Linked DNA regions of Homo sapiens: region 1 is linked to region 2. Evidence: chromatin loops called from intact Hi-C (ENCODE). Cell type or tissue: chondrocyte. All regions are shown on one strand. Region 1 overlaps NTRK3 (neurotrophic receptor tyrosine kinase 3). Region 2 overlaps ACAN (aggrecan).

Region 1 (2,500 bases), 590 kb after region 2:
AACAGTGTGGCCAACACTGTCCCAGGCAGGCCTCTTAGTAGTGGGGGAGGCTTTTGGTCTCTCCTTCTGACCTGTTCCCAACAGGGAGTTTCTCCTGAAGTTGTGTCTCAGCCACACCCTCTTCCCAGGCCTCCTCATCCACCCCATGATGTCCTGGCCTCTGAGGTCAGGTCAGCCCGCAGCAGAACAGGTGCCAGCTGAGGCTGGCTGAGATTCAGAAAGCTGGTGGCTGGGTCCCAGCCAGCTCCTCTCTGGGCTGAGCCGTGGTCAGCAGGACTATGCCCCTGGTGCTCATGGCCAGCGAGAGCCTGGATGGGAGAGCAGAGGGCTGAGTGGCTTCTCCCAGGTAGAGCTTTGGGGTGCCAGGAGCATTTCTGGGTGCAGAGCAAAAGGGGGGTGTCTAAAGCGCTGGGCAGCTGGAGCTGGAAGCTGATGTTTAGAGCTTCTTTCTGCGTCCTTCCCTGGTCCTCTCCACAATAAGCAGCCTTTATCCCCCCGCGACCTTACCCCGCCTCTCTACCTTCATTGCTCATGGAAGCTCCATCTCTCTCTCCATAGGGATGAGCTCTTAGTGTGGGAGACAGATACAACTTTCTTCTGTGAAACAGCCGAAACTGTGGGGCAGGGTTTGGTGCATTTTCCACGTTTGCTGCTTCTTGGCTGTGTGAGCTTGCTTCATGATCGCTCAGCCACTGGCCTCGCACTTCTGAGAGCTGAGGTCATGGAACTCTCCAGCCCGGCACCCCCGTAGGGTCACTGTCATGTTCAGACCTATGCAATGATGTATTCGCTAGGCTCTGTAAATAATTGGGCACCACGTTGGTTATTTCCTTTTCTAGACTACTGGGAAGATTTCTGAGTTAGAGAGAAGATCAAGACTTTGAACCATAAATTACTAGATCTGGAAAGGGCCTCAGAAAATGTTGGGGCCAAACACTGTTTTACAGAGAAAGAACTTAGGAATCAAGAGAGGTGAATTGATTTGGCCCAATCGCCCAGTGAGTTCCTGGCACAAGGCAGCCCAGAACGAAGGGCCCTGCCTCGCTAGCTGGTGTGGGTCTCCATCCGCCTGTTGGTGTCTGCTCTGGGACTGAGGGGTTCGGGCTTTTACAGGCAGGCGGGGAAAGGAGCTCTTAGAGTGCTGCAGAGAAGAGGAGAACACGAAGGGAGCAATAGTAGCTTCGAAGTCCTAAACCCGGCTACCTGCCGCGGGAAACAGGGCTGCGTGCGTGTATCTGGGGGAGTCTTGGCACAGGCACAAGTGCGTCTCTTCTGTGTTCTGTGCACATCGTGTCTGAGGTCTCTGTAAACAGACCTTAAAAGATTTTGGCTTCCCTCTGCGGCTACACTCCTGGTGGCCACCAGAGGGCAGTGTGGCGCACGAGACGGTCCTGGGCTGATGGCTTCCCAGGGCGGGAGCCGGGCGTGTGGCGCTAGCCTGGTGAGAAGTGCACTGTCAGCCCTGGCTTTCAGAGCATTTCCTGAGCCAGGGCTGAGCAGAGAGGTCAGCTCTCCTCTATGAGGGGCATCTCTCCGCCGAGATGACCCTGCTTCCATTGTATCTCTGCAGTCCAGGGATGTGAGACTCCAGGACCCGGACTTTCTGACTCATGAGCCTTTGGCTTCCTGGGAAGGAGGTGGCTGGGCGAGTGCATTGGATGGAGGAAAGCCACCTGGTGTGCTCTCCTTCCAGCCTTCTCTCAGCAGCAGCAGGAGAGATCAGCACATTTGCACAGAGGGTAATGGGGTGAATGCATGGAAGGTAGCCCAGGAAGACCCACAGGCTTAATAGAGAAGTTGACAGATAGTTTCACTGTGGGGCTAGTATCATGGAGGAAGCGAGCTTTATACAGGCTCTCAGGCTGTCTGATGCCCTGGCTGAAGTGTGGGGGAATCTCTCCCCTCTCCCTGCCCCCACCAACCCAAGCTTGGAAATTACCGGACGACAAGTAGTGCTCAGAAAATAGCAGGTCCTGGCATTGACTAGAGATGAGAGCTTGGCGCCTTCTCTTAACCTCTGCAGATCCCGTGTCTGCTTTAGGAGATAACCATACACAGAGGTGGCTACGAAAGTGCCTTGCAAACCAGGGCCATGGGCCCTGCCTGGACTGGCTGGTTTTGACAGTGCTTCTGAGAGTATCGTTGGCTCGTCTGTCTGTTCCAGGCAGTCTTGTATTTGAGCAGGTGCTGTCTTGTTCCATGCACAAATGAGTGTCCTCCTACTAACAAGGTTATCAGCTTTAGAGACAGGGTCTGCTGCTTTTGGGGTGGGTGTGGAGCTCTCTGGTCTGGGGCCTGTGACTCTTTCTTGAGGGTCTGCTCCCAGCTTCCTGACCTGGGGCTGCAGGCAGTGTTCTCTCTGTTGTGGTCCATCTTTCCCCACTTCCTTATTTCTGATAGCTTTTCAAATCTGGTCCACTGAAGAGAAGGAAAGAAGCTGACATTATCCCTTCTACTGGGCCAGAGATCATTTACATATACAACCCTAATTATTTATGGC
Region 2 (2,500 bases):
GATGAGATTGACATTGGAATTGGTAGATTGAATAAAGCAGATGGTCCTCCCTAATGTGGGAGGGTCTAGTCCAATCAGTTGAAGACTGAATAGAGAGAAAAGACTGACCTGTCCTGAGAAAGAGAGAATTCTTTGTGCTGGATGGCCTTTGAGCTAGAACATTGCTTTTTCTTCCCTTTGGACTTGAATTGAAACATCTGCTCTTCCTAGGTCTCAAGCTTACTGACTTTCAAACTGAAACTACTCCAATCATTTCATTTAGGTCTCAAGCCTTCAAACTTGGACTAGAATTACACCACCAGGTCTCCTGGTCTAGCTTACCAACTTATCATGCAGACCTTGGGACTTGCCAGCCTCTATAATTGCATGAACCCATTCCTTATAATAATTCTCTCTCTCTCTGTCTCTCGTGTGTGTGTGTGTGTATGTGTGTGTCTGTGTGCGTATGTGTGTGTCTGTGTGCATGTGTCCTATTGGTTTGTTTCCTTGGAGAACCCTGACTAACACAGTCCTTCAGGCCCAGAGAAGTGATGAGTTGCTCAACATCCCTAATGAAACTTGGGCCTGCCACCAACTTCAAATCCAGAGATCACGTGTGTTTTAGAATGGACTAGCCTCCAAGGTTTCAGGCAAGGTTTAGGGGCCTGGTTCATGTCAGGGAAAAGATGTTCACCTAGAGAGCTCTTGAGGAGGTTATGGGATGAACGGATTAATATTTTAGGAGAGAAATTAGACCTAGGAAGCTGTAGCTCTCCTGCTAGATCAATGACTTCATGTGGATTAGAAAGACAAACCTTCCTTATCGTCATCTGCTGTAAAGCTGTCATAATAAGTACACAGGTCTGTGACAACCGCAGTGTAAAGGTGCACAATTGGAACCCTGACTCCAGCATAGGTGGACCCAAGAAGACCCAAGAGAATGTACAGGAGACCCACCAGAGCAGTGCTCTCAACCTCAGCTGCACACTGAAATCACCTGGGCTTCAGCCTGGACCTCAGGATTTTTAGAGCTTGGAAGGTTCTAAGGTGCAGCCAAGATGGAGCACCGCTGGCCTAGAACACGTGCAGTCCCATTACAGACACCTCCTGTGACCTTCCCTCCACGGTGCATGCCTGGTGATGTTCCCCGAGTTGTTCTGTTGGATGGACTTGCATCAGCACCTACCCTCCCCTTTTGGTTTAAGAAGTGCTTGCATCACAGAGGGAGGGAACCTTGGAGCGGATGGAGGATCTGGGACTAAAGAAAAGATTGGAGATTTCAGCAACTCTCGCCCGTGGCATTCCCAGACTTTTGCTCTATCAGAGTCCAGTGGCCCAGCAGGTGTCGCTCTTGGCTCAGTCACCGCCGGCTGGGGCTGGATGGATTTGGGGATGAGGGGGGCACCCCAGGAGTCCCTAGGCTCAGGAGGGGTGTTGGGAGGGCACTGGTGTTCCCATCCAGGAATGCCAGGGGCAGGGGCAGGGTGGGCCCAGGACTCCGAGTGACCCTTTCTTCCTGTTGATTGAGTGTGTCATCTTTCTACCACCTATGCTACATATACGAGTCACCCCAGAAATGAAAGGGCTGTCTGTGGGTGCTGCTGGGGGTATGGCGTGAATGCATGAGGCACGTCATCCTCACACTGGAGAAAGTCTGGAAAATCCCAAAGTTCTGAGAAGTAGCCCCTGTGTCTCCTTAGGGATTTTTCTACCTAGATGCTGCCTTTTAAAGAAAAGTCTCTGGCTGCAGGCTGTGGCACCATGAGGGGCTCTGGTTCAAGCCCCATGTGACGAGTTGCGGCTGGGAAATAGTTCCCCAGAAGGCAGAGGGCAAAGTGTCTTCTCCACTCTGGGGAGGGGTCTAGACTTTCCGGCTCCTCTCTTCCCAGAGCCTTAGGGATTCGTGTTCAGACACAAGGCCCGCCTGTTCTTCCCTCAGAACACCCTTCATTGGGAGGTTGTGTGTATGTTTTCGGAGCTGTGTTTCTTCCCTCACTCTCTGAACAAGCTGGACATTGTCCGGGGGTGTAGGAGTGCTCTGTGGGGCTTGGACGGCTTGATTTCTCTCCCTGGCCTAAACCAGGAAATGGGAAGGAATGAAAAGAGGTGGGGAGGAGAGTGGGGGTAGGGGGATAGGGGTGGAGTGGGCAGAGAAACTAATTTTATTTCTTTTTTTTTTTTAAAGACAAACTTTGGGATAGAAATATCGCAATAAATATGCTCTTGTGTTTGTGTGTGTTTTCTCAGCTGTAAAGAAAATAGGGAGAAATTCCATTCTGTCTGGCTTCCAAGTGTCTCCAGGACTCACTGAGCCTTTTATGCGAGAAGACTGACTTTGGCAGCCCTGAGTCCCAGCACGGCCCTGTCAACAGGGAGGCCTTTCTCCATGGGAAGCTGAATTAGGTGCTGACAGGGCGACAGCATAGGTGAGGCAGAGGAAGGGGACGGGGAGCCTGAAATGAAGTGGAGAGGGGAGCTTGGGGAGCAGGAAGGGGATGCTGGGTGAAGGCCGGGTGAGAGT

What was found. Hi-C counts contacts between places; a loop is a spot of excess contacts. Peaks named below come from ENCODE experiments on the same cell type or tissue, not always from the same donor. Only the 100,000 strongest peaks of a DNase experiment are listed, where the experiment ranks them.
Region 1: it touches region 2 in a loop (6-fold over the local background); 3 of 110 quality-filtered maps call a loop at or near these places.

The regions. Positions count from the first base shown.
Region 1 is chr15:88,245,860-88,248,359 of GRCh38, reverse strand. The region is part of intron 3 of NTRK3 (neurotrophic receptor tyrosine kinase 3); the gene reads left to right. Among named protein-coding and RNA genes, the nearest start is that of NTRK3-AS1, 5.6 kb to the left of the region's middle. In chondrocyte, CTCF peaks have their summits at 1,119 and 1,357 (motif pointing right); no DNase peak of the experiment used is centred here.
Region 2 is chr15:88,833,332-88,835,831 of GRCh38, reverse strand. All of the region lies in intron 1 of ACAN (aggrecan), which reads right to left. Among named protein-coding and RNA genes, the nearest start is that of ACAN, 31 kb to the right of the region's middle. In chondrocyte, CTCF peaks have their summits at 1,130, 1,333 (motif pointing right) and 1,556; no DNase peak of the experiment used is centred here.